2 separate regions of the Homo sapiens genome follow, and region 2 is linked to region 1. Evidence: chromatin loops called from intact Hi-C (ENCODE). Cell type or tissue: endothelial cell of umbilical vein. All regions are shown on one strand. Links, peaks and the distances in the headings refer to the core of each region. The heading gives the core; the rest is flanking DNA. Region 1 holds the start of ARMCX6 (armadillo repeat containing X-linked 6). Region 2 has its middle 32 kb from the start of ARMCX2.

What was found. Peaks named below come from ENCODE experiments on the same cell type or tissue, not always from the same donor. Only the 100,000 strongest peaks of a DNase experiment are listed, where the experiment ranks them.
Region 2: it touches region 1 in a loop (4-fold over the local background); 2 of 110 quality-filtered maps call a loop at or near these places.

The regions. Positions count from the first base shown.
Region 1 is chrX:101,607,101-101,622,498 of GRCh38, forward strand. ARMCX6 (armadillo repeat containing X-linked 6) reads right to left here and starts at 10,900. Exons shown (of 3, transcript NM_019007.4): 1 at 10,785-10,900; 2 at 10,403-10,484; 3 at 8,025-9,666. The coding sequence starts at 9,520. The coding sequence ends at 8,618. RefSeq lists an enhancer at 6,509-7,071. In endothelial cell of umbilical vein, for the core only: a CTCF peak has its summit at 10,267 (motif pointing right); DNase peaks (open chromatin) are centred at 10,311 and 10,901; H3K4me3 peaks cover 1,608 bases; H3K27ac peaks cover 1,073 bases.
Region 2 is chrX:101,684,384-101,699,781 of GRCh38, forward strand. It overlaps the pseudogene LOC100420247 and the pseudogene RNU6-587P. Among named protein-coding and RNA genes, the nearest start is that of ARMCX2, 32 kb to the left of the region's middle. In endothelial cell of umbilical vein, for the core only: no CTCF peak of the experiment used is centred there; DNase peaks (open chromatin) are centred at 7,838 and 7,978; H3K27ac peaks cover 700 bases.

The DNA of each region.
Region 1 (15,398 bases), core at 6,055-14,054:
CCGTGAAAACAACCATCATCCACCCAGTTGCACATGCCAGAACCCTAATCATTATTGACTCTTCCGTCTTTTTCACTCTATATTGCCAGCTTGTCACAAAGCCCCATTGATTCTACCTCAGTAATGTTTTTTAATAAATATTAATATGTATCAAAACAATACATACACTTGACAAAAACTCTATAGTACAGAATTTATAATAAAAACGGTTTTCCCTTTTGAACTTGCCTAGACTCAGTATCACTTTCTAGAATGCCAAACTTTTCTCAACTTTTCTGATTTTTAACTCCTTATGATGCAGTGGTTCTCAACTAGGAGTGATATTGCTCCGTAGGGGACATTTGTCACTGTTCAAAGACATTTTGGTTGTCACAACTGGGGGAAAGAGTGCTACTGGCATCTTGTAAGTAGAGACCAAGGATCCTACAATGCACAGGACAGTCCCTGGCTTAAAATGTTAATAGTGCCTGGGAAATCCTGTTCTTGTGGTTATCGTCAAGACTTCTAAAATACACTTGTATTCCTAATGAATTTTTGATATGAAAATAAGACACTTTAGCTCATTTATATTATCATACTTTCTCCCCCTCTCTTATTCCCATTTTTATAGCATTATTATTATTTTAATTTAATCATGCAGTCCACAGATATTTCTTGAGCACCATTGTGTGCCATTGAAATTTGGTAGTGAGCAGGGCAGAGGTAGCCTTTATTAAGCATGTTTTCCTGTGAAAGAAGCAGGCAATAAAAATAAAACACATAAAGTAGCTAAACTTAACTTTAACTAATATACACATAACTTTATTTTATTTCATAAACTTCCACTAGTATTTCTTTACTTTGCACTTTGTAAAATGAGGATATCCATTCCACTATTCTTTCTTCTGCCTTTTATCATCTTCTATATCCCACATTCTGTCAGCTACACTGAATCACATGTCTACTTAAAATCTCATCCCCACAGGTGATATGTGAATCATTTTCTAAAACTATGCAAGATGGGTTCAAGCGCTAGGACACTACTTGGCTCAGCAATGGGCAGCATTTATGTAGTCATAATAAACTAAACACACTTCATGGTTTTCAATGTCTAGAGTTGAAAGCAGAAAGCTTTAATGGGAGAAAGACCTGGCTGTTACAGAACAGAATATAAAAGTAAACTGGAACTTAGCTGCATGCAGATGGTTATATAAAGCAGGAAGTTCAACTGCATTCTCTCCATTAAAGAGGCAAGCTCCCTTTGATTTTATGATCGCATGGAGGTACCCTTTTGAGGATAATATCACATGATTAGTGTTCACATATCTCAGATGCTTTCACAAGTTCAACCTAAGCCTTTCTTGGGATGTAGAAGGGTTGCCTTCATATCCATTTGGTCACTTCAGACTTCTCTGGGAGCCACGTAACCGTCGTCTACTTATGTAATACCTTCTGGTGTAGTACAGCTAGGTGCAAGGTAGAAATAAACTATATCACGTTATGAATTCATCTTACCCTGGGAATATTTACCTGAATCACTCTTAGTAAGTTGGGAGCTAGTTCAATCCTGCCCCATCTTATGTGCCCAGGTCAGATTCAAGAGACATCTGGGATTAGGTTATGATTTAATCAAGCCCACTATAGTTGTTTAGAAATATTCCAGCTCAAGGCTCTTGAGTCACGTAAGGGGGACTGTTCTTACATTCAAGACTTAATAGATTCTTTTTCCTTATATTCCATCAAAATGCTGAATTCATTCTGTATCTTAATTTGCTGCACTTTTGGAGCAAGTACATATTTTTGTTTTGTTTTGTTCATCTGTTGTCTATTGTTAAATTAAAAAAAAACACTCCAAAACTCAGTGACTTTAAATAGCCATCTTATTTGCTGGTTATTTTGTGGATTGGTAGTTCGTATTGGGCTTATCTGGTTAGTTCTTCTGCTAGTCTTGCCTGAGGTTTTTCATGTGGCTAAAGTCAGCTGGCAGATTAGCTGAGGACTGGTTTTCCTGTAGCTAGGATTGCTATATCCAGCAAATTAAAATACAGTATGCCCAGATTAATTTGAATTCAAGATGAACAATTAATATTTTTAAAGTATAAGTATGTCTCATATAATATTTGGAAAACACATACACTAAAATTTATTTGATATTCAGCTGAAATTCACATTTAACTGGGATTCCTATATTTTATCTGACAATTCTTTCTAGGATTCCTCAGTTGAAACAGTTCATCTCTGTTCTATGTGGTCTCACCCTCCACAGGTTAGCCTGGGCAGCTCCACACATGGTGGTTTCAGAGCAGAAAGAGTGCAAGTCTCACTGAAAATGCTCTGTCCAGGCCTCCTCTTTTGTCATGTTTCCTAACATTTAAACTGGCCAAAGCAAATCACGTGGCCAGGCCCAGAGTCAATGCGGGAGGGGACTATACAATGGCATGGATACAGGGAGGCATGGTTTATTGAGGGTCATTACTGTAATATTTTCTTAGATGATCTTCTAATTGTTTTTCTTCCCTTATTTGCTTTTATTGCACCCTCTAGTTTTTCTAACCTCTCAATTCATTTTACCAAGTCTCCTTTTATTCATGAGTTCATCTACTACCCTAAATCTTCTATCATATTGCTCCACTTTGGTCTAGTTAATCAGGACCTATTATTTGACCATCACCTTAAAAGTAACCTTTATTACTTTTCCAAGTTGGGATCACTATTTCCTGGATTCCATATTTACTTTTCAATTGATTACTACCTCATTTTGTGGGAGTACATGTTCAAACAATTTTCTAAGGAAAATTCTACAGGAGATCAATTTTCTAAGGAAAATTCTACAGGAGGTAAATTTTATGAGTAATTTCAGTCCTGAAGACATCTTTATTGTCACTATATATTTGCCTGATAGTATGTTTAGGAATAGAATACTAGAGAAAAGCATATTCTCTAAGGATTTCAAGGCATTTATACATCGACATTTATCATCAAGTATTATGACTAGGAAGTCTGATGCCAGTTTGATTTGTAGGTGGCATTCCCCTTATCCTGGGAAGTTTTAGGGTCTCCTTTCAGTCCTTATTATCCTAAAATTTCTTGAGAATATGTCTAGGTGAAGGAATTTTTTAAATTAATTGTATTGGGTACACAATACATCTTTAGTTTTAATTTAAAAAAAGATATACAGAGAAAAAACAATGAGGATCTATGTATACATCATCCATAATTAGCAATGCTAATGCTTTCTTTATGTTTGTTTATAATCTTTTTCTTAATAGATAAAATTAAATTGCATATATTGTTGGAGTCACATTCTCCTCCAGCCGTTCCCAGAGGCAACTGATATTGCAAAATTGATGTGCGTCTTTCAGTGTCCATTTTAAATTTTGCTATAAATATATGTATCAATATAACATATAGTTTCATATGTTTAAAATTATATAAATGGCATTATACTATGTCTTTCTGCAAATTGATTATTTCATTCAACATTAGGTTTCTGAAAACTGCCTAGCTTGATACATAGAGATCTAGTTCACTCTTTCTTTTTATTTATTTATTTTTTTGAGATGGAGTTTTGCTCTTGTTGCCCAGGTTGCAGTCCAATGGCGGGATCTTGGCTCACTGCAACCTCCGCTTCCTGGGTTCAAGCGATTCTTCTGCCTCAGCCTCCGGAGTAGCTGAGACTACAGGAATGTGCCACCACACCCGGCTAATTCTGTATTTTTAGTAGAGATGGGGGTTTCTCCATGTTGATTTGGCTGGTCTCAATCTCCCGACCTCAGGTGATCCACCCACCTCGGCCTCCCAAAGTGCCGGGATTACAGGCGTGAGCCACCACGCCCGGCTGTTCACTCATTTTTAATGCCTGTAAATTCTATTACATAAACATGCCACATATTATTTATTCAGAAACCTCCAGTAAACACCAGCCTTACACTGAAACATCAACCATTAAAATCAGAAATGAGACCAATATGTGCCGTATCATCAATACTGTTTTTCTGGAGGTCCCTGACAGTGCAATGAGATAAGTAAAAGAAATGAACTAAAAACTATTGAATAGGAAGAGCTAAAACTGTCATAATTTGTACAGTACGTTTATCTACTTAAGAAGTCAGAAAGAAAAAAAGAGACAATATAATAAAATTAATGAGATTTCACCGAAAGAGTCTGACTATAGAATGACAATGCTACATCAACAGCTTTTACAGAAACCTGCAATAATTGCCTTTTAGTAAATTTATTTTCCAATAGGACATGGATACATAAGTACAAAATTCAAGAGGCACAAAGGACAGAAAAAGACAATTAAGTGAGTTATTGATCTTTTCACTTGCAAATCTAATATATAATACATGCTACGAGCCAAACAAAAAAACCAAAGCGACCTATTCATTGTGCATCATTCCAGAGATACTCGACACTATGTTTAGGAAATGTATAATCACATAAAACAGTATATAGTGTTATAGGATATATAATATTTACAATTATACACACAGTACACTGTTCTGCAACTTTTCTGTACAGATATAGTAATTTGGGAGAGGAGAGAGACCAGTGCCCAGTTTGCCATGATGCAAAGGTCGGCGGGATGAGAGTTCCTAAGCTTCCTGTGGGCCGCAATACGTCCTGAGAACGTACCTGGAGCAGAGGCTTGCTCACAAGCACCAACACAGCTCTCTCCACCAACACACACACACACACACACACACACACACACACACACACCCCACCTGCCTTAGGCCACTTAGTGAGCTGAGGGACTCCAAGTCAGTAAGAGGTTCCTGAGGGAAAGGGATGTGCCTCAGGAGAAACTTTAATGCCTGGAAACCACAGAGCGGGTGTGCAGCTGGGCGCATGAGGATCCCAGAAAGTGCCACAGACAGCACTAGAACGGAGTGCTCAACCAGTGGTGCTGGGCTCATCGGCTAATCATGCGGGAAAAGAAGTGAAGTCACATCACTGTCTCTCACCTTGCACAAAAGTAAATTCCAGGCAGATCGATGAGACAAAACTCTGAATAGAAAGGTGTGAAAGAACGAGAAAACTGCCAAGGAGACTGTGTTCATGGGAAAGTGGGAAAGGCTGTCCTAAACCTCACACCAAAACAAGAGGCAATAAGGGAAAATGGACCTCCAGGATGGAAAGGAGGCCATGAGCAGAGAGAGTAGGGAAGTGGCAGCCAGTGAGAAGACACATCTGGCGTCTGTAACAGACGGGGCAAGGGCCGGCCCTCTGCAGCACTCTGCTGGACTCTGGTGCAGTGCCCATCTGCATCATAGAGCAGCCAGTGTCCCTCAGAAGAGAGGCAAGAGCAACCCCTTGCCACAGCTGCCCAACTCTTAGCCCAGTGGTGCATCGTCAGAGGGACGGACTGGGTGAGGGCTATGCTGGTCCAGGGTGGCACTTAAAAGTAAGGGGATCGTGGTGGATACTGCTTTGAGAGTGACACATAGCACCCCGGTGAGGGTCCCGTGTCTGAGACAGGACGTGCCTGCCGGGAAGCTGGTTGTCTGCAACCTTGTGTGCACTCACCTGGAGGGGGGCGGGGTGGGGGTGGCAAACCACAAAATCCCTAGGAGAGGCAGCAGGCTGGGGAGGGCACCTGAAGTTGGTCTGGAAGTCAGTCAGTGCCTACAGGCACCAAATGGAAACGTGCTCATAAGATAGATGAGAAGCAAAACTGAGGGCCCTTTCTGGAGGTGGAAGACAGCCTGTGGCGGCAGTTCCAGATTGACACAAGAGACGGGCTCAGGCTGGGGCGGCACCATCAAGGCAGAGCACTTCTCACAGAATGTGGCAAGCTCAGGATTGATGACCTTTTCCAATGTTTGCCACGGGGAAGCCCAGAAAGGCTGTCTTTTGGTTGCAGCAGGCAGGTATGCATTGTGATTGATGGCTCAGGGCTGTTTTTATGTTTGCGTTACATATGGAATGGGGGCACCGGCGCTCTTGCCAGTGCTGAGAACCTCTCAGTGTCTTGATCAGGCCCTGGGAGGCAGGCATGCTCCCGACTCCCCCCGCGCATCCCAGGGAGGCAGAATCCACGGGAACTGGGCTCGTACCCAGGCACTGCAACCAGTCAGGGGATGAGGGGCAGGACAGAAGGGCTGTGCGTGAGTGCTTTCGGGAGGGCAGTGCCAGCAAATGGACAGGAGGGTTTTGACTTGGGCCAAGACAACGCCGTGGAGACACTTGGACGCTGATGGGCTTTTCTGTGACAGAGTTTGCTCAGGAGATGGGCAGAAAGCCTCTGGGGCGCTCCCTGAGTTAGGACTCAGCTGCGGCCTCACGGTGTCAAGTGCCTCAGCGATGGTGGACAAGCGCACGTAAAGGGAAACTTGGTAGCGTGCAGGGAAGTAGGGAGGTGCATGCTAATTCGGGACCACAGGCTAGGAGGATGCCTTTGTGCTCAAAGAGACTGAGCAATGAGGTGTCACTAAAGACAGCATTGGCGAAGCAGGCTCCACTGGGAAAAGTGCATGCGGAGCTGTCTGCAGGGAAATCCCCTTTGAAATCAGATTGCCCAGCCAAACTGCGGCTGGCTTGGGAGAAAGGGTGGTCCTTCTGACAGCTCTTAGGAACCCTTAGGAACCGGGACAGGGCTCCCAGAGCCAGCCAAGGAAGCCCCAGCAGTGTGAGCCTTGACAGGGGATGTGGTGTCACAACAACTGCAAGTCACTTGTTGGCCATCCCAGGCACCAGGGCCTGGGAAGAGGTCTGGTCCCCATTCCAGGTGGGAGGGTTTCCCAGAGTTGGTCAGGGGACCCGGCAGGCACTCAGGCCGTCTGGCCAGCATGGACTGTGGGGCAGATGGTACAAGCAGGAAAGTTGTAACCCACCTGGAAGGCAAGCTGCGGGGGGAAGGGAGAATAAGACAAGAAAAGAAAGCTTTGTTCTGTGTGGAACAGAACAAGCAGAATGCCCAGCACCACAGAGATCGCAGCTGCCCAGGACACAGTGACCCACAGCAGCAGCCCTGGGAGACCGAGAGGGCACCGGGCACGGCAGCAGCCTTGCCCAAGGGGAAGCAGATGTGTTTACTGGGTTTGCCATGGCTTTAGGGAAGGGGACCACTTCTTGACACATCACAAACATGCAGGGAACCTGGCTTTGCTGATTCAGGGGCTAAACCTGCTGGGCGGGATCTGGTAATGTTGGAGGTGGGGGCGGGGCAGAACGAGCTGCCCTGACCCATGGAGTGCTTCTGCGCCCACGGGCTCTTCCTTTCCTGGCAAGGTGCAGGCACCTCAGATGGAGAGTGTGGAGGTGTCTCCGGATGGATGGAGTGGCCACGGTCGTGCCAAGTGCCCTCAGCATCTGCCCTATCACCCCCGCAGGTAGTTGATGGAGGGCTCCACTGTCCCCTTCCTGGGTCCCACCACAGGTAGTGGGGATATGGAAGAAAGGAGGTTGCTCCAAAGGGAGCAGCGGCCAACCCTCTCACTCTGCCAGGAAGTAGCGCTGGGGATCCCAAGGAAGAGAGAAGGAGGGCTGGAAGCAGATTTCCCCCTGGCTTCGCAGGAGGGATAGAACTACACAGGGTAGGTGCTGGGCAAGCGGCAACCTTTATCGCCATCATTGTGCAATAAATGCGCCCCGATGCGTGGTAGAGCGCCCCCACCCGTTCCACCCCGGTCCCCATCCCCACGTCGGGATGCGCCGACAATCGAAAAGGCCAGGGTTACTGACCTTTCTCTCCAGGCTGGCAGTCAAGGAAAAGACATTAAGAAGGGATTTCTCTGTGCCGGGGCACGGTGCTGCCTGCTCCACGGGTGTTGTCTCTTTCAGTCCTCTCAACATTCCATCCTAATTCCACGAACTCCCCCGCTGTGCCCCTCCCCTTCCCCCACCCCCGCCTCCAGCCCCTTCTTGAAGTTTATTCTGAGCACTGCAGCCCCTCTCTATCCCTGCCTCCTGTGAGCACCGATAAGCCTGCATTTGTCACGGAGCAGACGTTCCAGTCAGCTGGCGTTTACCGTGCTTTTTTTTTTGTCCTTCTCTCCGTGCAGACTGTAAACTCAAGGACAAGGACCATGACTCTTTTCTGCCAATCAAAGCACACAACTTTATTGATGATACACACAGATGCGGACTTGGGTGGAAGAGGTTAAGTCGGTACAATAGACAGAAGAGCAGTGCACTTTTTTGATGAATAGGTTCACTATCCATCAGGCGCGTGTAGAAGAAAGAGCAAACGAAAAATAATTCAACCTAAGCTGCAACAAATGCATTTTCAGCTCAAGCCGCGATATGCCTCTGGTCTCTGCAAAGCGGTCCCGCTTGGACAGGGAGACCACCACAGGCAACAATAGCACTCGTGATGCTGTAATTTGATGTTCTTTGTCCACAGCAGGCAGCTGAAGTGATCCCCTCACCACATGAAGGAGGCTGCAAGGGAGGAATTTACAATGCCAACATTGCCTGCAGACTGCACAACCAAGAAGTTACTCAAAGCTCTGTGGGAGCCCCTGCCTGGCCAATAAGAGTGTGGTCCTGGATTGAGCCCTGGAACTTTCACCCAATGAGGTGGTGATTGGCTAAGGCTGGATCTTCAGTAGCACCCTCTGCAGATTCTTTGACATCTGCAAACCAAGCGCGTTGTGGGTGGATTCCGTCCCATTGTGTTCGAGAGGGCCGTTTATGGGGCAGGGGTTTCCAGGAGAATCTCTCTGTTTCCATTTCTGATAAAGAGGGACATGAATGAGAAGAGCATCTGGGCACCGACTAACTCCCCCGCCAAGACTGGCTTTTCAGACAAACCCATCAGCGGTTTCAAAACCTGAACCTTAGCACATCCACTTCCCTCTGATATCAAAGGAAACTTCAAGTCTGAAGCGGACTTGGCAAGCATGTTATTAATAACTGTCATGCTTATTAACAAATTTAATCCGGCCTGCTGCAGAAATGAGTTGCAGCAACGTGACACAGTCTCCCGACACACTTCATTGATGTACATCTTAATCTGGCCCTGACTTTCAATACTCGCATTTAAGTTATCCGGGGCACACAAAGCCTCTCTAACAGTGGGGTCTGGAGTGGGGCTCGTGTTTCTAGCCATTGAGAGGCTGGCCAAATGGCTATTGATATCCTGGCTAAATGGAAAGCCCGCATCCTTGGGCTCGGCAAACAACAGTTTTCCCTGAATGAAAAGACACTTGGAGAGGTCCAGAACACAACTGCCATTTTTACAATTTTGAGCACTCCAAGTATTTTTATGTTCATAGGGGAATGGCCGCTGTTTTATTGGGTGTGCTCGGTTGGCCTTGCCTCCCCCTGAGGGCCTGTCCTCAGTGCCACCTGGGGCCCCAGGTTCAGTCCAATCCCCATCCTCAGTCCAGGGCCGAGCCATAGTTTCAAAATCAAACCAAATATCAGGCTCCTCCTCATCCAGCTCCTGGTCATCGTCCCACTCCTCTTCCCCCTCCTCCTCCAGCTTCTCACTGTCATCTCTTCCTATGGTCAGTTTGTAAACGCAGTAGCAGGCACCAGCCCCAATCATCAGTCCTGCCGCCATCCAACCCACTTCCCGAGCCCGGCCCATGCTCAAGTCTGTGCCAGCCTTGGGGCAGGACAGGAGAGGGCCTTGCTCCACCTGATTGAAGAGGTCTCTCAGGTCCAGGGTGAGTAAGGATGGAGGGTAGCAGTCTTCAGCTTCTTCCAGGCTCTTGTAGCTCTCTTGTGATGAATCTGTGGGTGAAACAGAGTATTAGGGCTCGGGACTATGTTTGGCTTTGTGCCTCACAGACAGGGTGGATTTCGAGTTGGTGATAAAGGCAGATTAACAGGATACAATTTCTTTGTTCTTTTCTTTTCTGTCTTCCTCTATCGACCTCAGGAGCCCCCATTTCTCTTCCTGGGTCCACAGGGAAGGGCAGGAGATGGGTCTCTGCTATGATAGCTAGGAGGGTGACAGTGTGAGTACCTCTCAGGTAGTCTCCTACACCAGACCTCCACCCCCAAAGATTAAGGGCAGTTTCTCTCATTAACCTCTACCAAAGTCAGATAAATTCCTTCGTTTTCCCTTGTCTTCTGTTGTCAGTGGTCCCTCCACGGTGATAGAGGATAGAGTCTGGCAGAAGGACAAATGCAAAGACAGGTAGGCGGCAATGGAGAAATGAAAGTGTAGTGGATGAACTGAGGACACAGGTCCCAATTTCTGTTTTTGTGAATTTTAGACACTTGAGTTTAAAATATTTCTCATACTCTACTGACTTTCCGGACGCAGGCCTCCTCCGCCCCACTTGTCGTCCGCCATTTCCCCAGCAAAGGCCGCCACACCCCTTTCCCTGCACTGAAATGGGAGTGGGTGTGGAGAAAGAAGGGGCCAGGAGAGGGCGACTCGGACCTGGCCCTCTCATATCCCAGCCCCCCTCCTCCGCCACCCCCACCCATGGTCCTGGGCTAATCCCACCTTCACACTGACCTGCAAGGTTCCAACCAAGGCAGTTTTCTCCTTCTCTCGCTGAAACTTGTGCCGAAACCTACAGGCCAACAGACCTACAAACCTGCAAACAGACAAGGGACCGAGGGGACGGAGTGCTTGGTGGACGGACCAGCACCCGGGACACTAGAACCTTTCTTTTCTCGGAGTCTCTGGAAACGCCATTCACTCCCCTCACCCCCACCCGAAACCCGCCACTTCTCTCTACTAAAATGAGCACGGGGTGGGGTGGGGGTGGGTAGCAGTATTTAGAAAGTAGGCGAGAAAGGGACCCAGCTGTGATCGGCCTGAACTCGGATCTGTGGCGTTCTTGGCCCTCTTCCACCCATACCTCCTCTCAAGCAGCGCCCACCCTCGCACCGACCTGCACGGTCCGAGCTAGTTTCCTTCTTTCTTCACACGCCTGCAGAGTAATAGGGGGCTGGTACCCAGACGGAGGCGACTAGCAGGACTTGTGCTCTAGGCGGCTCTTGGTCACGTGACGGCCACGTCACCAGTGCGCTCTGGCCCCCAATTTCCACTCCCACAAGCAGTGCGGCAGGCGCCAGCCTGCCTTGTATCTCCCCCTCAACCCCCACAGTGGGCCCTGTCACTTTTTTCCTCTGTAACAATACCAGAAACCAGAAGTGGCCCTGTCTTTCTGGTGTTTGAATTTATGTTTCTCTAATTCCAGGAAGGGGCAGCATCTTTAGGAAGGGGCAGCATCTTTTCCTGAGTCTACCCTTCATTTACACTTCTTGGGGAATTGTCTCATCCTTTCCTTGGCTCTGAAACTTCTGCAGCCCCTTTCTTAAATTTCTACACTTTTCCGTGTTCAGTCTCTACACCAACATTGGGTGAGGGGGCAGAAACGGAAGTCCAGGCAGTGGTGAGATTTTAATTAGTATTTTGATAACATTTAAGTTATATTTTGTCCTTTCTTTTTTATTGACTTGAACTACACTATTTTGTAATCGGAAAAAAACAATAAAGCTTTTCCCACTTGGAGAAGAAATAATTCAAATCTTTTTTTTTTTTTACAGATATATATATATATAACATAAGCAAGATTTCCCAGTTAATAGGAGGCCTCATTGATTTGATGAAGTTAGTTTGTATCAAGTTGAACATATTTTCTTCGGACTGCACAGGAAATAGCAGCTTTCAAACAACATATTAAAATGTAAAAACACACCCTTAGAAACAAAACCAGTTGTGCTTTCAACATGATTTATAAATTGATGGATAAATGAATCTATACCGAGAAGGTCAGTGTTCTAATTTTGACCATTTTAAGTAAGTGAACTATTGTCCCTTTCTTTCTCCTGGCTGAACTCATAGTATTAGGTGTCAGATGACTGAGATCTTCATAGAAGATTGCTGGGTGACTTTCACTCTGGCTTCAAAGGACAGATTTTATGCAGACCCCAACTTCAGATGAATCTTACATCTTCAGATGAACTTTACAGATTAGTGACTCCACAGATTAGCCTGCCTTTCATTCACAGGGCTTTATTTACAATCTATTCTGAAGTTTGTGGTGCAACCTATAAATCTTCCAGAAATTAGAGAATTTCCTGTTATCCTATTGATGAAAATGAGACTTGATAGAGGTAATTTTCTTTCCATCATGACACTGTTGGCGATCTCTCTGTTGTCTGCCATTCATGTATTTTATGCTACCCTAGCAGTGGTGAGTGTTCAGCATTTTCCAGTGGAGATGGTGGTGAGGGTCTGTGGGTGACTGGGAATCAGTGCAACACCCCTGATGTCTGTGTCATTTTTTCCCCTCACAAGTGGAAGGGCAATGCACAGGATCTCAAGCAGTTGCCAGAAAAAAAGAGGACTTTTCATTTCCTGCCTTCTATTACAACTTCATTGAGCCACCAGTACAAGCCCCTCAGAATAATCCCAAAACTCAGGGACCAAGTATGCAGAAGTTAGTCCTCATGCATCCACCTGTCCCTGCTGAGGAGTCATACTCTAAATATAGACACTCCAGGCAACCTCTTAGAACATTGAAATATGACACCCCAGAGGGAGGGGCTCCCCAGTGAGGGGCTCCTGTGTGGAGGAGGCCCTTTCAGGAGGCAAGCCAGGGAGTCCTAGTGCCTTGCTGGTGAATATTCAGAAGTCAATATGTCACAACTTTCTGGTCTTCCCCTTTTATAGTCCAAACTCACCAATATCACATCTTATCTCTCTAAATCTTTACCTCATTTTTTTTTCATGACCCTTTATTAACTTCCCCTAGACAAGTGAATTATACTTATGAAGGCTTACTAACAGAACTCTCAGATTCAACAGTCCATCATTCAGTGTTTGGCTGCTAGGTAGTTGTATAAGTGGCTTTTGTTTGTTTTGAATATATACATTAGAAAAAACTAAGGAGTATGTAAAGCTTAATAAAGACAGATGACTTGGTGTCACAGACATGGCTTTACAATAAGAACTCACTTTCACAACACTTAGCCAGGCTTCAAGGACAAAAACTTTACTCCTACCTCTCCTCAGTAGTATAAAATATCTCCACCCTTTTGGTATATTCTCCAGTTAGTCCGATGTATAACTTCTCACTACCATTCTCCCAGTATGCCAGACCTTTCCTGGTTTGAATCCACTCCCTGTCTAAAACTTCCTAAAACCCCATGGTTATAAAAACCCTTTCAATTCTCTTACCTCTTTGTTCTTCTGATCCACGATTCTATCAATTCCTACCTGGAGACTAGCATTAAAAAAAAAACTACTTTGCTCTCCATTATACATCTACCAAGAAATATTTAATTAAGGACATGTTATAAGGCTCACATACCTTTCAAAAGTGAGAAAGGAAAATGCTTAAAGAAGTCCTCAGACACTACTGTTAAAAGTTTCTGAGTCCGCAAAAAACTACTGTGAAACCACTGCCAAAACAAAACTTTTGGCTTAAATCAGTTCACATGTGATATGTAACTTACAAAGCACCCAGAAACAAAAAACGACCAGCAAATGGTGACACTAATGGAATTGTGGAGGGTGAAAAAAATAAATTATAGAAGGTTGTTATCTTGAAAAGTTATATTACTTTTTGTATTGTGTAATTTTGGTATTGTGTCTTACTTAAGGTTGTTTGGTTGCAAGCAACAGAGAACAAGCCTGGTTAACTTAAGGAGGAAATGTTGAAGACAAGGCTCATCTCCGAGGGGTTTAGGTAGAAGGAATTGATAGACGTCTTTTCAGGATGTCATAAGTCCACCGGTTTTCAGGTTTTTATCTCTCTAATGAAGATTGAAATTTTAGTAAGGCAGCTTTTGGTTGTTCTGTTTTGAGCACAATACCCACCCTTTTGCTGAGGAAAACAATAGGGTCAGTAAAATGTAAAATGCACTTCCTTTCTTTTCCCAGGGAGAAATTTAAACTGTTTCAGATGTTGTTGTTGATTTGCAGGAGCCCTTTTATCACTTTGGAAATTAACCTTTTGTTTATCTATAACGGTAGTGCTGGGGGCATAATATGCCACAGAGTATCTTAGTTGTAATTTCCACCATTAACTAAACATTAGAAAGGTATGGTTATGAAATGGTGATGCACAAGGTTGTCCTTTGAGCCAAGGCCATCTGGCTTCTCCCACAGGATTCCCCCAAGGTTGCGTCTACAGTTCAGGGTCTCTTCCTCAGTATTGCATGACCAAATCCTGATTTTGTTTGTATGCTGAGAAGAATTGCCTCTGGATGCCTCAAGGAAAGACTCCCATTCATAGAGACTTATATATAAACAGATCTGAATGCTCAAACCTAGGGATCTCTGCATTCTCTCCCCATAAGTAGACCACAAGGGAAGCTGTTTCAACAGGAGTGACAACTGAATAATTTGCCCTCAGAAATACAATTGTCAGGGGGTACTGGAGGTTTCCGTCAGTCTTACCTGCCTATTCTTTCCCTGTAGACAAGCTACTACTTGGGAAACCACAACCTTAGAAGGTTGTTTGGTGAGCCTGCAATCAGAGCAAGGGTATTTGTTCATTTTAAGAAGGGGGTTTCAGCTGAGGACGCATGAAGTACTATTACACATCATGGGCATGACTCTGCCAGAGAAAGTGAAATGTTCCATTCTCCTTAGCCAACACTTTTTCTCCTCCAGGCAGTGCTTGGGTGGGAAATACCAACACTTTCTTCTGACTGTCCTTTTCATATATTCCTATGCTTGAATAAGCCCCTTTGCTACACATGATCTTTCTCTAAACACAGGATCATATAGTTGATTTGGTTTCTGTTTACTAAATAAATTTCAATCACATTCTAGTACTGCCTCCCAGAAGTTACACAGATATGAATTTTCCTGGGGGTTTGCCTGTTCTCAACTTCCTCAGTCTCTTGATTTACTCCCATATTGTCTGTGTATTTTAAAAGTTATACTCAAATAATAACCTTTTATTCAAACTATTAGTGAATATCTCACTGAAGACCCTATGTTCTGAAAAGCTATATTACTTTTTGTATTGTTACCTGTTTTTGTGTTGTGCTTTAGTTAAGGTGGTTTGGTTGCAAGCAACTGAAATCAAATCTGGTTAACTTAAATAATGAGGGGATGTAATTATTTTATTCCTTTTCCTACTTTAAAAAAGGTAAATCATTGATGATGGGTGAATTATTCAGTTTATCAAACCAGTAAGTAAAATAGTTTCATACTAATTGCTAGGTCCCAGTTTCAGCCAATTTTGTCTTGGTCTGTGTTCCTCTAATACTTATTTCATTTATAGATGATATTCTCTATTTTGCCCAAGCATATTTTGTAATGTTCTTTTTATGCACACTCATTTTTTCAGTGTGCATGCTTTATCTCACAGATACCTACTGTGCACTTATGTTTTCTCCTCAGTTTTTTTTTTTTCTGCGTTCTGGCTTTTGTGGGTTTAATGCCTCCTCCTTGCTAATGGGTGCAGGTGAAAGTCTGTAGCTCTTCTATTCAGAAGACTGGTCTAGTCAGAAGACTTACGTATTGCCAGACACACTGATTAGCT
Region 2 (15,398 bases), core at 3,400-11,399, 75 kb after region 1:
GGACTAAAAGGGAAAAGGACATGTACTTCATTATTGCCTCTTGGCATTTAATAGCTGGCTCTGGTTTCATTCACAGAACCAATGATCTCCACACCATCAGGCATAAAAGCAGACAACATAAAGATACAGCAGATTTCCTTGCCTCTGCCTCTGCATATTTTTGTCATTGTCTACCTAAAACTTCTCATTTTGTATAGTTTTGGTAAATAACCTTTACTGTACATACTCTTTATAATGTGACAGGAATTGTAAGTACGTTACATGTGTAAATTAATTATCACCACAAGCTTATGGGGTAGGTACCCCTATTATGCTCATTTTACCAAAGAGGTAATGGAGGCTGAAGGGGTTTGTCTGCAGCATGAGCTTATTATAAGTGGCAAGGCCGGAACTGAAACTCAGACTATACGTCCCCTCCAGATACATGCTCTCAATCCCTAGGATGTTCCCTGATGAACAGAGAGCGTCACAGTCTTCTATAATTCTCAGTGTACAATTTGGTGAGACAGGATGGCTTCTTATTACCTCAATTTCTTCTTATCCTAGCATGAACTCCTTTGAGGCTGTAGCCTGATGCCAGAGTCAAGAGAAACAACCCTTTTCACATTTTGTAAGTAGCACAATGATACACTTTTGTAAATTCTTTACATGTTAGCAAACAATGTTTTTGCTTTTTTTTCACATGTTATTCCTTGAAATATACTTGGAAAATTTGTGTGAGGGTGAAAGAGAACACAATGTAATTTCTTTGGAATTTTTTATGTAGGCAATAAAGTCATCTGTAAGTAGTGACAATTTTATTTCTTCCTTTCTGATCTAAATACCTTTTATTTCCTCTTTTTGCTTCATTGCAATGGCTAAAAGTTCCAGCACTATGTTGAATATGAGTAGTGGGAGCAAAAATCCTTGCCTTGCTCCTGATCCCGGGGGAAAAAATTTAGTCTTTCACCTTTGCGTACAATGTTAGTTGTAGATCTTTTGCAGATGCTCTTTTATCAAGTTGAGGACATTCCATCTATATTCCTAGCTTGATGAGAGTTTTTAATCATGAATGGGTGTTGGATTTGATAAAATTCTTTATCTTTGTCGGTTGATATGATAATATTTTTTTTGGACTATTTATATGCTGGATGGATTACATTGGTTGGTTTTTAAATGTTGAAACAGCCTTGCATTCATGGAACATAACCAAACTTAATCAGGGTATATAATTCTTTTTATATATTGCTTAATTCTATTTGCTACAATTTTTGAAGTATTTTTGTGCTTATATTTATGGGGGTTGTTGATCTGTAGGTTTTATTTTTTTTTGGTACTGTCTTTGTACTGGCTTTGGTACCAGGGTACTACTAGCTTTATAAAATGAAAGTGTTCCCTCCTTTTCTATTTTCTAGAATTGGTATTAATTCTTCTTTAAAGGTTGTTCAACATAATTTACTTATGAAACTCATTTGGACAAATTAGTGTGATTTAGCCCAGTTTTATTTTTAATGATTTTTGCTTAAGTTTCTGTCACTGAGAACCCGTCTTCCATTTTTTCCTATTCTTAAAATGGGTGTTTCATTGAAGTTTTACATCCTCTCCAAAACTTAAGGTGTTTTAGTTAGTGGGGCTGTCAGTCTAGCACTTTCCTCTCAGAACTCTTGGGGAACTTGTATACACAATGGCATGCCCTGTGATAGGATCCACAGGGGCAGACAAAGCTGGTAGTCTCTCTGGAATGTTATAGGAGCTCATGTATTCACTTAGCTCCATATCCTGTGGCTGCTTGAATTCCCTCTCCCAAGCTAGCTCACACTGAGAAACAGGCACTGCAGAAAAGGCAATCAATCTGAAACTTGGAAATAGGAGGCAGAGAGGGGGCAGGAAAGAAGGAGTGGTGCAGGGAACCAAACTGGGAATGTTAAATCTTCCTCCTGCCCTTACCAAGCTGTATTCAGAATGTAAAACATAGTGTTTGGTTTGGCATTGGTATTATAGTTGGAAAAAACTTCAAGAGAAACTCAATTTATACTGGCAATCTTTCTCTATTGCTTTTTTAAAAGTCTCCCTTTAAAAAAACATTTTTTTCCTCTGTTACTGTTTCCGATTACAAAAGTAATCTGTGTGGTAAAAATTCAACAATGCAGAAGTATATAATATAAAAAGTGACTTTCCCCTCTTTTTCTGCCCTTTCTCTTATTTTTTTAAGTCCTTCTCAGGTTCCAACTTGGTGCTGAACTTGCCCACATTTTCTTTTTCTTACTCTTCTTCCTCGTCTCTTTCTGTAAGAGTTCTAAACGATTTTTAAGGGAAGCCAAGCCTTCCTTTAAAAAACCAAGGCTACTTGTGTTTGCATAAAGCACTGGCTACTAAGCACTTACTACATGCCCTGCCTTGTAGCACCTACCCTCTTCCCATGCAAATGGCTCTGCCCAGCTCTACAGATATCTACTTAACAGCATCTGGCTTAGCCAAACCATTTCACACTAACCTAGCCACATAAAACTATTTCTGGCTAAATCTCTAACATCTTGGTTAAAGAATATGTTTTTAGCACTTTTGAGTTATAATTTGGGGTGGAATATTATTGTGTGGGAGACTGCTATTAAAATGGTTTTGGCAGTGAACTCTGAGGGGGAAAGCTTTTCTAACTTTGCTCCCTGTCTTATTGGCTGGCATTTAAAGCTGGATAGTTTTGATTGGCCAATCATCTGCTTAAGACATTCCTTTGTTTCTTTACTTCCCAGTTAAAGGAGTTGGATATTTCTGTTATATAAACATGCCTCGGGCTTTGGAGTTAGTTATATCCCTTCTGATAGTCAAGTACATAGGTAGCAAGGGTGAAGTGGTTCAGCGTGTGGATTCTGGAGCCATACTTCTCGCCTGAGTGTCTGTTTGCCTGCCCATCTGTCTGCCTCCTTATTTTTCAAATCCCACAACTACCATTTACTGCCTATGCAATGTTAGATAAGTTAGCTAACCTCAAAGTGTATCAGCTTTTTCATCAGTGATGGTGAGATTATGGCAGAATGTACCTCAGGGGGTTGGTGTGAGGATTACATATGTTAATGTGTGGAAAACACTTAGAACAGACCCTGCCATACAGTTAGTCCCATATAAATATTAGCTATTATAGTGACTACATAGAAAATATCCAGTAACTTATATACGGCCAAGCGACCAGAGTCTCTACATTGTCAGGGTTATACAGAAGATAAAATGTAAGATAGCTATTCCCTAAAAAAGAAAGGATCAGAGACCCTAATTCCTACACACCAAGGATAAAGGGTAAAGGTTGTAGCAATAACTAAATTATTTAGTGTTTCCTGATAATATTCTGTTCACTCTTCCCATTCTCACCTCACTCGATCATTTGTGTGGCTATAGTGGGGACAGAATTCTTGGCAGTGGAACTGACAAGGATAGGTTTAATAGGGTATTTATGATAACCCCTTTCTGAGGCAGCCGGGATTGGGAGTTGACCTCACTCCTGTAGCAGGGAAGGATGTTATGCTAACAGTAAAAAGAATTTACTTGCCAACAGTCTCTCTCTTAATTTATATTACCCAAAGGCCCTAGATGCCACAGTTACTCTATAAGGAAAAATACTTCAACTTATCTCTTTATATCTAAACACCTTTCCCCAATATATTCTCTCATTAAACTAACAAGCCGGCCTATTCTCCCAGACTATCAGGTACTTCCTATCTTGCTTTAATCTTGACTCAGTCTGGACTTGTGGATAATGTCCCTCTCAATAGCCCCTTCAATTTCCTGGACTTGTCATTTTAATTCACATCCATTTGTCACTCTGCAGCCCTGGATCAATTTTCTCTGCTGCTTCAAGGAGCTCCCAGCCCCTGCTGCTGCTGTGCCTGCTCTTGCGGCCACTGGAGAAATCCTGGTGACAGGGTGCTCAGAGGCTTTATTTCCACATTAATGAGCGCCAGGCTCAACTAGGCTCTCCATCCTACTCTGCAACCTCTTTACTTGTCCTAGTAATCTCCTTGCACTGTGGTGTATGTAAGAACAGGGCTCTTGAGGTTTCACAAATGAAAAACCCTTTCCTTTTATGATGTCACAGTGATTATTTGCCAGGCCTGATCCAAGGGCTGTGCTACTGAATTAGATGCCCCCTCACTGATGTTAATGACACATACATAATTTTGCATCCTTTCTTCTACCTTAGCTGTATGTGAAATAGTATTTTTGAGATATTAACTTGTTGTTCTTGTTGCTTTTCTCGGTATATCACTCTTCTGCCTTCCTGTTATTCAAACAGATATCTGTGCTTCAGTGAAGGTTTGTAGCAAGGTTTCCTGGTCTTTGTGTTTTTATAAAAACCTGAGCCCATTATTCTAGAAGCCTCTGAAGCAAACAAGAATAACAAAGAGAACGATTTCCCCCTGATTAGAGAAAAACTCTCCCCAACCTCAGTGGTGAGAGGAGAGAAGGAGAGGAAATGATGACAGCCAAGAGTCCAGAGAGGAAGTGAATGCAGGTTGTGTCAAGGTGGATTAGGTCCTGTGCCTAAACCTACAGAGGAAATAGTTGAGAGAGGTTTTGGAGTTGAAGGGGCCACCAGACAGGAATGAGGGACTTTCAGCAGCCATCTCCAAGGGCCAATGACCTACACCTGTGTGACTTATTACTCTAGGACTACATGTCCACCACCACCCAATATCTTTGCTCCCCTCCCCTTTTTGCACTGGACTTTAAACACAAACCTGCTGAAAGGAAAAACCCAAACTTTATGGGAACTAGATTTTTGCTGCCCCAGGGGAGTGATAGGCTCAAAATAGAAATTAGGTTGAATTAGTTCAAAAGTTACATTTCTTGCTCATTAAAGTAGATTCCTAAAAGAAAGAAATGATACTTTTGCACACCTGAGTATGAGAAAAGCTTGTACACACAAGTTTGTGAACATTGCATTTTGGTAGAACCTTCTCTCTCTTAAGTAACATTTTAAAATCAACAGCAATAGTCACACAAAGCGGTGCCTTTCAGATTGGCTTCCAAGAAAATTTCTAATGGACCTTCGTAGAGCTTGAGGGGAAAGCAGGTTGGTAGGAGTCTGGACATCAACCAGCACAGCTTTCTCCAAAGTACTTTCCCTTTTATCTGTTTAATGTGAGTATTATTGTAACATTCTCTTTAAATGGAAGATTCAGATAAAAAATTTTTATAGTTGTTCTGTGAGATAGATCTATATAGGCAGGATACTAATTTGTTTTGGTTGTTGTTTTATTTTGCTTGTACAACTTCGGAACCAGTTCTGAAAGCAATTCCCGGTGTTTTTAAAGCAATGACAACAGAAGTGCATGGCTTCTTTTAGAGGGAATTATTTTGAAGGTCAGCACTTGGTTGCATTTTAAGTTCTCATGTTGCTAAAGAAGAAAGTCAGTCTCTTGGCTCCAGGGTCACATGTCACATTTTCACTGTCAATATAGTTCTGATAAAACAGGATTAATAAATCTGTTCCTTAAAATGCAAGGGCAAAACTGTGAATAAGTAACATTTCAGTTGGGCTAACTAGAATATTCTTTGCTGGTTGAGTCTATTATTTCCATTGCAATAATCATTTCCATTTCAAAATTAAATGACACTCCAACCTCTAACAGGACAGGAAATGGCTTTCTCGTTCCAGGGTTCAAGGAAGAGTGCTTGAGAATGAATAATAGTTTTCTTCATCATCCTTCACTTCTCTAATACAATGCTAGCATACTGGGTATTTCTTCCTTCCTTCTTGAGACTTTTCAGAACTTTACCAAGGGGAACTCTCTGGGCTCTGGGCTGTTGAAGGAGCCCCCTAGACAGAAGAATAACTGCTGGAAAAGAAGCAGTTTCTACCCAGATTGTGGATCTGTACCCTTCCTTCTCATGTACCCAATAGTCTGAGAGCATCTAGTTTTGGTTTGCTATTAAGGGGTGGATTCAGCACATACAGCAGGTAGCTGCTGCATCTTGGATGATTCCAAAGACTTCGTTTACTTTATGAAATCCTTGGTCCTTGGTACTGACTCTTGTGGTAAAGAGGAGAGTTAGGAAGCTTCTAGGAAGGAGGTAGGGGATTCCATTCAGAATGCTCTGCTGACCATTAGTGGCCAGAACAAATTGGAAATGATCATACGACACTAGAGGTAATCTAGGAGGGCAGTTTGTGTCCCTTAGTGCAAAATTCATGTGTTTTAATGAAGAGTAGTGTCATCTCTGGTCTCTGTTGCTCTCTCTCTTTTCTTGACAAGTTAGGGTCTCTAGACATCTATTTGTTGTGTAGGACTTTATTTTCTAAATGGTTTGGAAATTTAATTGATTTCCAGATTAAATGGATAACACTTCTTTTAGTCTTCTCTGGATGAAACTTGAAAGGTTAATGAAAAGTATGTGGAAATTATTTGAGCTCAGTGATTTCAGTGACTCAGTTAGGTATGAAATTCTGAAAGGACTAAATATTTTATATATATATACATAAATATTATATATATGTATATATACATAAATATTATATATATGTATATATACATAAATATTATACATACATATGTATATATACACGGAGAGAGAGAGAGAGAGAGAGGAGAGAGAGAGAGAGGTCTCACTCTGTTGCCCAGGCTGGAGTGTAGTGGCGCCATCATGGCTCACTGCAGCCGCGACCTCCCGGGCTGAAGCCGTCTTCCCACCTCAGCCTCCCAGGTAGCTGGGCCTACAGGAATGCCACCATCATGCTTGGCTAATTTTTTTATTGTTTGTAGAGACAGGGTTTTGCCATGTTGCCCAGGCTGGTCTTGAACTCCTGGGCTCAGGCAATCTGCCCGCTTAGCCTCCCAAAGTGTTGGGATTACAGGAGTGAGCCACCATGCCCAGCTGGACTAAATATTTAACACACTTAGACTGAATATCAAAAACCTATTGCAGTCTCTACATTTCTATCTTGGATAGGAGTAACAAAGAAGTTACAAGTAAATAAAAGATCAATTAGAAGTTCACCAATGAAATGCTGCTACTAATAAGTATAAAATATTTCTTTTACAAACACGCATCCTTATTTCAGAAATTTACAGTTGTACTATATAGAGTATTTCATAATTTTTCCCTTTCAATATAAAATAAATTATTTTAAAAGTTAATCAGCATTATAAAAATAAGCTGTGGTTCAGAACATATCTTTAATCTTTGAAAAAATATGTTATGACTCCAGTCAAGAATATAGAGTGGTGTTCACTTTGGCAGCACACATACTAAAATTGTAATGATGCAGAGAATATTAGCAGGACCCTGTGCAGGAATGACATACAAATTTGTGAAGCATTCCATATTATATTTTTTAAAAAAGAATATAGAGTGTATCATTCATTCACATTTCTATCATTCTTCAAAGAGCCACAAAGTTAGGAGGACAAGTGACTTAAACATTTTAGTATTAAATATCCCTTCCATGAAGAAATCCTTCCTCTGTGTAACCAAAACCACTCAAAAAATTACCTCAACTTCTTTAAATTATGTTAGTATGTTTTACTTACTTCCATTCTTTCATTGCCTCAGTAGATAAAGACAGGAATAAAGGAAGGAACTTTTTTTTTTAAATAAACACAATGATGTCATAAAAGGCCTTACCATTGTCCCTGTTCTAAAAGAAAACAGACGTAAACTTCTAACCTCATAAAACAAATCATGCATGAACACTAAAGGTCATTCTTTCCATCACTGCTTATTTCTCATTATTCAAAATGGTAATTTTTTCAGTTACTCAATCACTGGAATTGCCCAAGAAAAAGGACATTGACCTATCAAAATATGCATAGGATCATACAATCTTCCTTCTCTGTCACTCATATATGGTACCAGATTTAGCAAATAAAGATACAGAACACCAGTTAAATTTGAATTTCAAGTAAAAAACAAATAATTTTTTAGTGTACGTCTCATGCAATATTTGGAACTCTGTAGTTTATCTGGCAATCCTATCAGCTAACAGATTTTCTTCCTTCTTTTATTGAAGTGTTATTCACTTCCATAACCACTCCTCTAATCTCAGCATTCACACAGCTTCGTCCTTACATCAGGCCTTATTCATTTCATGCATGTCCCACAATAACTTTCAGATTGTTTTCCTGTCTCCAGTCTCTTTCCTCTGCATGCCCCTGCCGCCAGAATAGCTTTTTATCATGCCACTTCGCAGATTAAAACTCTTAACAGTTCTGTAAGAAACAGATAATTCCTGTTATTTAAACTATTCAAGACCACAAATTTATAAAGCTTCCAGATTCCTTTTTATAAAGCTAGCAATAACTAAAGAAGAAGTTATAAATATGGTTTCCCAGTAAATCTTCCAAAACTGGACACTTGGCCTTTTTAGAAATAACAATGCAAACATCTCAAATAAAAATATTAGCAAAAAGTATCCAATGTTACATTAAAAATAATACTTCTTGTTTGGTTTATTTCAGTAATATAAACATGTGATATTAAGAAATATATTGCTATAATTAATAAAAAAATAGTTAAAGGAGGAAAACCGTATGATCATCTTTATAAATGCAGAAAAGGAATGTGCCAATGTTTATCACTGAAGCCTGGCTTTTTAAAAGCCTTTATAAAATTGATAAATATATCTCAAGTCCAAAGCTAGAATAATTTATGGGGACATACTATAGAAGCATTTTCAGCAAAATCAGGAACAACGTAATAATGCTATTGCCACTATATTTTAAAGTAGTTCTGGAAGTACTAGCCAGATGCAATTAAATGTGAGAAAGAAAGCACTAGACACAGCAAACGAGTTCAGTAAGTGGCCAGCTATAGGATTAATATATAAAAATCAATAGCTTTCCTGTGACTAAAAACCAGGTAAAAGAGCAAGGAGGTTTTGCTTTATTACTGCATTTCCTAAGGAGCTCACTAAGTCTCTGTTGTCCAAATATGTGAAAAGCAATCATTTTCTTGAGGGTTAAGAAACAATAATGTATCCTGATGTGATGAACTGACATCCACTTGAAGCTCAATAAAAGTTATTTCCTTCCTTTTGGAAGCTCTGACTTCACCTTCCACTCTCCTAAATTGTAGTTCAAATCTCAGCTAAGGCCCCAATATGATCTGCAGTAGGTCTCTGATGGAACAGAAGCCTTTCTTGATGCCTGTGGATGAATGAACTGGTAAGAGCATGGCTGGTGTTGGGACTCCTTAGATCTGCACCTCCTTAATAACTCACTGACAACAGTCCCTGAAAGTGAAGTGGCTGTCTCCAAGCCCAGACCAGAAACTGAAAGGATCAGCCCAGAACAGTGATCTAAATACTCTAGTTCCTGATTCTGGTTAGTGGTCTTTAAATGTTTATCACCTTACTATTACTCCTCTTGTGACTTCCCTTCTTATATTGTTCCACCCCCCGACACACGTACACACTGATCAAGTTATAGATGGCTGAAGGCGTAACAGCTGGTCTACACTCTTCTTAGCCATACGTCCTGGAAGTTTCCAGTTAAAGAGAAACTGAGACTGTTTATACAGAGTTTTTTCTACTATATAAAAAAGTGTGTAGGTTATAACTAAGTAATGTGGAATTAATTTCTTCTTCTTTATACTTAGTTGCACCTACTAAACTGCCTTGGTATCCTAAACTGCCTTGGTATACTAAACTTGCTTTGTCACTGGGTTGAGTAATTGAGGCTATTCTCTAAGAAAATGGGAACCAGAATAGATCTAAATACTCAAGTTCAAAGTTGTAGGTAAAAAGAAAAGCAAAAGCAAGTCCAGGAGCATATCAGTGAGGCTTTCTTTGAAGCAGGAGGGAAGGGTAGGGGAGCTGAAGATGGAGAAGCAAACCCAGTGCTCCTGGATGGAGAGGAAGCTGTTAAGGATATGGCTGGACTCTGCTATCCGGGACTAAGAACCAGGAATCCTCTTGAAGTTTGTGAAGATTTTCAGTGTCCTCATGGGATAGGACTAGCAGAGGACATGGCACCCAGACAAAACCCAATGCATTTGTACAATTGTCCCTCAGTATCTGTGGAGAATTAATTCCAGGGCACCCTCACCCTATTCCTCCATTCCCGCCCCTGTGGATACCAAAATCCATGGATGCTCGGGTCTCCAATATAAAATGGTGTACAAAAAGACAAATACCGAATGTTCTCACTTATAAGTGGGAACTAAATAATGTGTACACACGGACCTAGAATGTGATAATAGACAATGGAAACTCAGAAAGATGGAAAGTTGAGGGAGGTAGATGATGAGAAATTACTTAATGGATACAATGTATGTTATTCTGCTGATGGGTACACTAAAAACCAAGACCTCACCATTATGCAATATAGCTATGTAACAAAACTACATTCATATTCCATTAACATATACAAATAAAAAAATTTAGTAAAAAAGTAAAATGGTGTGGCATTTGCATATAACCTAGGCACATCCTCCTATATAGTTTATATTATCTCTAGACTATTTGTAATGCCTAATACAATGCAAATGCTATGTAAATAGTTGTTATACTGTATTGGTTTTTAATTTGTATTATTTTTATTGTTGTATTGTTATTTTTTATTGTTTTCTTCTGAATATTTTCAATCTTCAGTTGGTTGAATCCATAGACACAGAACTGGTGGATATGGAGGGCTGACTGTATTCTCTTTTTCTTGAATCTCTGTCCTTATCCCTTTCCTCCCTAGTTTGCTACCCTGGGTTCAGTCCTAATTTAGAGCCCTAGTGGGACTGGCTGCCAGCTGGGATCATGGCCCTATTTTCTTATGTACAGGGTGACTGTGTTTCAAACACTTGCTGAAACTATGCAGAGATGTCCAGATTGTTCTTTATCTACAGACATACAGACAGTAAAAGACGCTGCAGATTGCTATTGGCTCCAATGTCATTTGTGACTCAGGGCCCTAGTTTTCCAGTTTCCTACTGTGTGATTTTGCTCTTAGAGGATTCCATGACACCTGTTTCTATCTACATTATTCTTCTGTCACAAATCAACATACAGTCAGCAATTATAACAGTATGAAGGGATGGGGAAAGAAAGAATGGGAGAGGTTGAGGTAGCTCATCCCTGAAGATATAACTAGACAGATAGGGTGGAACAAGATGGCCAAACAGAAGGCTCCACCAATCATCTTTTCTGCAAGGATACCAATTTAAAAACTGTCTACACAAAAAAGCCCTTTCATAATAACCAAATCATGTGAGCACTCACAATACCTGGTTTTTACTTTACATTGTTGAAAGAAGCACAGAAAAGGGTAGGAAAGATAGTTTTAGATTATGGACACCACACTTCCTTCATCCCATGGCAGCAGCTGTGTGGCACAGAGAGAGAATCTGTGCACTTGGGAGAGGGAGAGCACAGGAACTGTGACACATTGTGTTGAACTCAGTGCTGCATTGTCACAGCAGAAAGCAAAACCAGGCTAAACTCAGCCGATGCCCACCTATGAGGGAGCATTTAAACCAGCCCTAGCCAGAAGGGAATTGCCCTTCCCAGTAGTTGGAACTTCAGTTCTGGCAAGCCCTGTCACTGCAGGCTAAAGTGTTCTGGGGCCCTAAATGAAGTTGAAAGGCAGTCTATGCCACAAGGACTGCTATTCCTAGGCAAGTCATAGTGCTGAACTGGGCTCAGAGCCAGAAGACTTGGGGTACACGTGACCCACTGAGACATCAGCCAGGGCAACTAAGGGAGTGCTTGTGTGACCCCTCCCTCAACCCCAGGCTGCACAGCTCACGACTCCAAAAAAGACCCCTTCATTCCACTTTAGGAGAGGAGAGGAAAGAGTAAAGAGGACTTTGTTTTGCATCTTGGATATCATCTCAGCCGCAGCAGGATAGGGTACCAGGCAGAGTCCTGAGGCCCTAGCTCCCAGATGACATTTTTAGAAACACCATGGGCCAGAAAGGAACCTGCTTCCTTGAAGGGAAGGACCCTGTCCTGGCAGGACCTATCACTTGCTGTTTGAAGAGCCACTGGGCTCTGAATAACCAGCGGCAATACCCTGGTAGTATGCTATGGGCCTTGGGTGAGCCTCTGAGACTTCCTGGCTTCAAGTGAGACTCAGCACATTACCAGCTGTGGTGGCTATGGGGAAAGACAGCTTCTTCTTGAGAAAAGTGGAGGAAAAAGTAAAGGAGAGTTTCCCTTGCACCTTAGGTACACGCTCGGCCACAGGGTGTGGAGCACCAAGCAGGTGCTTGGGGTCCCCAATTCCAGGCCTTGGCTCTTTGACACCATTTCTGGACCTGCCCTGGGCCAAAGGGGAGCCCACTTTCCTGAAGGGTGCGCCCCAGGCCAGGTAGCATTCACCACAAGTTGACTTGAAGAGCCCTTGGGCCTTAAGGGAACATTGACAGTAGCCTGGCAGTACCCACCATGGGCCTATGGTGGAGGTGGCCATGAAGTGAGGCTCCTCTGCATGTGGAAAGGGGAGGGAAGAGGGAGAAGAACTATGTCTCATGGTTTGAGTGCTAGCTCAGCTGCAGTACAATAGAACACCAGGTAGATCTCTAAGGTTTTTGACTTCAGTTCCTATTCTTGGATGGTACCTCTGGATCTGCCCAGGGCCTGGGATAAATTGACACCCTGAAGGGAAGGACACAATCCTGGCTGGCTCCACCACCTGCTGATTATACAGTCTCAGGGCCTTGAGTGAACATAGGCAGTAGCCAGGTAATGGTTACAGTGGGCTTTGGGCAAGACCCAGTGCTGTGCTGGATTTAGGTCTTACCCAGCACAGTCCCAGTGATGGTGGCCACAAAGGTGCTCATGTCACTTCACCCCCAGCTCCAGGCAGCTCAGAATAGAGAGAAAGAGAGACTCCATTTGTTTGGGAGAAAGTAAGGGAAAAGAAAAAGAGTCTCTGCCTGGACATTGAGACATTGAGAGAATTCTTCTGGATCTTATCCAAAACCATCAAGGCGGTACCTCTATGAGTCTGCATGAACCACAGTGTTCCTAGGATTGGGGTGCCCCCTAATGCAGTTGTGGCTTAGATCACAACACCCAAGTCATTTCAAATTTCTAGAAAACCTTATCAAGAAGGATGGGTACAAACAAGCCCAGACTGCAAAGACTACAATAAATACCTAACTCTTCAATGCTCAAACATAAACATCTACAAACATCAAGGCCATTCAGGAAAACAGGACTGTACCAAATGAACTAAATAAGGCACCACGGACCAATCCTGGAGAAACAGAGATATGTGACCTTTCAGACAGAGAATTCAAAATAGCTGTTTTGAGGAAACGCAATAAAATTCAAGATAACACAGAAGGAATTCAGAATTCTATCAGATCAACTTAACAAACAGATTGAAATCATTAAAAAGCATTAAGCAGGAATTCTAGGGTTGAAAACTGCAACTGACATACTGATATAGTTTGGATATTTGTCACTACCCAAATCTCATGCTGAATTGTAATCCCCTATATTGGAGGTGGGATCTGGTGGGAGGTGTTTGGATCATGGGGATGAATCCCTCATGAATGGCTTGGGCCATCCCCTTGGTGATAAGTGAGCTCTCCCTCTGAGTTCACACAAGGTCTGTTGGTTTAAAAGTGTGTGGCACCTCCTAGCCCACTCTCTCTCTCTCTCACCCCTGCTTTCACCATGTGAAGTGCTTGCTCCCACTTTACCTTCTGCCATGATTGTAAGCTTGCTTCCTGAGGCCTCCCCAGAAGCATATGCCAGTACCATGCTTCCTGTAAAGCCTGGAGAACCATGAGCCAATTAAACCTCTTTTCCTTATAAATTCCCCAGACTCAGGTATTTCGTTATAGCAATGCAAGAATGACGTAATATGCATCCTGAAGAATGCATCCGAATATTTTAATAGAAGAATTGATCAAGTAAAACAAAGAATTAGTGAGCTTGAAGATAAGCTATTTGAAAATAAACAGAGGAGATGAAAGAAAAAAGAATAAAAACAATGAAGCATGCCTACAGGATCTGGAAAATAGCCTCAAAAGGGCAAATCTAAGAGTTGGTGGCCTTAAAGAAGAAATACAGAAAGAGGAGTAGAAAGTTTATTCAAAAGGCTAATAACAAAGAATTTCCCAAACCTAGAGAAAGATATCAATATCCAAGTATAAGTAGGTTATAGAGCACAAAGCAGATTTAGCTCAAAGAAGACTACTTCATGGCATTTAATAATCAAATTCCCAAAGGTCAAGAATAAAGAAAATATCCTAAAAACAGCAAGAGAAGATAAACAACAGGATGGGCACGGTGACTCACGTCTGTAATCCCAGCACATTGGGAGGCCAAGGTCGGCAGATCACCTGAGGTCAAGAGTTTGAGACCAGCCTGGCCAAGGTGTCGAAACCCTATCTCTACTAAAAATACAAAAATTAGTCGGGCGTGGTGGCGGGTGCCTGCAATCCCAGCTACTTGGGAGGCTGAGGCAGGAGAATTGCTTGAGCCCAGGAGGTGGAGGTTGCAGTGAGCTGAGATGGCACCATTGCACTCCAGCCTGGGCAAAAAGAGCAAGACTCTATCTCAGAAACAAAACAAAATAAAACAACAAAACAAAACAAAACAAAAAACATACAATGGAGCACCAATATGTCTGGCAGCAGACTTTTAGTGGAAACTTAACAGGCTAGGAGAGAGTGGCATGACATATTTAAAATGCTGAAGGAAAAAAAAGTTTACCCTAGAATAGTATATCCAGTGAAAATACCCTTCAAACATAAGAAGAAATAAATACTTTCCCAGACAAGCAAAAGCTGAAGGATTTAATCAATACCAGACCTGTCTTACAAGAAATACTAAAGAGAATTCTTCAATCTGAAAGAAAAGGATGTTAATGAGCAATAAGAAATTATCTGAAGGTACAAAACTCACTGGAAATAGTAAGTACACTGGAAAAAAACAGAATATTGTAATAATGAAGCATCTTCTTTGACCACAATGAAATAAAACTAGAAATTAATAACAGGAAGAATTTTGGAAACTATAAAAACACATGAAAATTAAACAATATGCTTCTGAATGACCAGTGGGTCAATGGAGAAGCTAAGAAGGAAATTGAACATTTTTTTTTGAAACAAATGATAATGGCAACACAACACACCATACCTCTGGGATAGAGCAAAAGCAGTACCAAGAGGGAAGCTTATAGCTATAAGTGCCTACATCAAAAAAGAAGCAAAACTTCAAATAAACAACCTAAAGATGCGTCTTAAAGAAATAGAAAAGCAACAGCAAACCAAACCCAAAATTAGTAGAAAAAAAGAAATAATAAAGATCAGAACACAAATAAATGAATTTGAAATGAGGAAAACAACACAAAACATCAATGAAACAAAAAGTTGGTTTTTTGAAAAGTTAAAATTGACAGACCTTTAGCCAGATTAACTAAGAAAAAAATAGATAAAATCCAAATAAATAAAGTCAGAGATGAAAAAGGAGACATTACAAC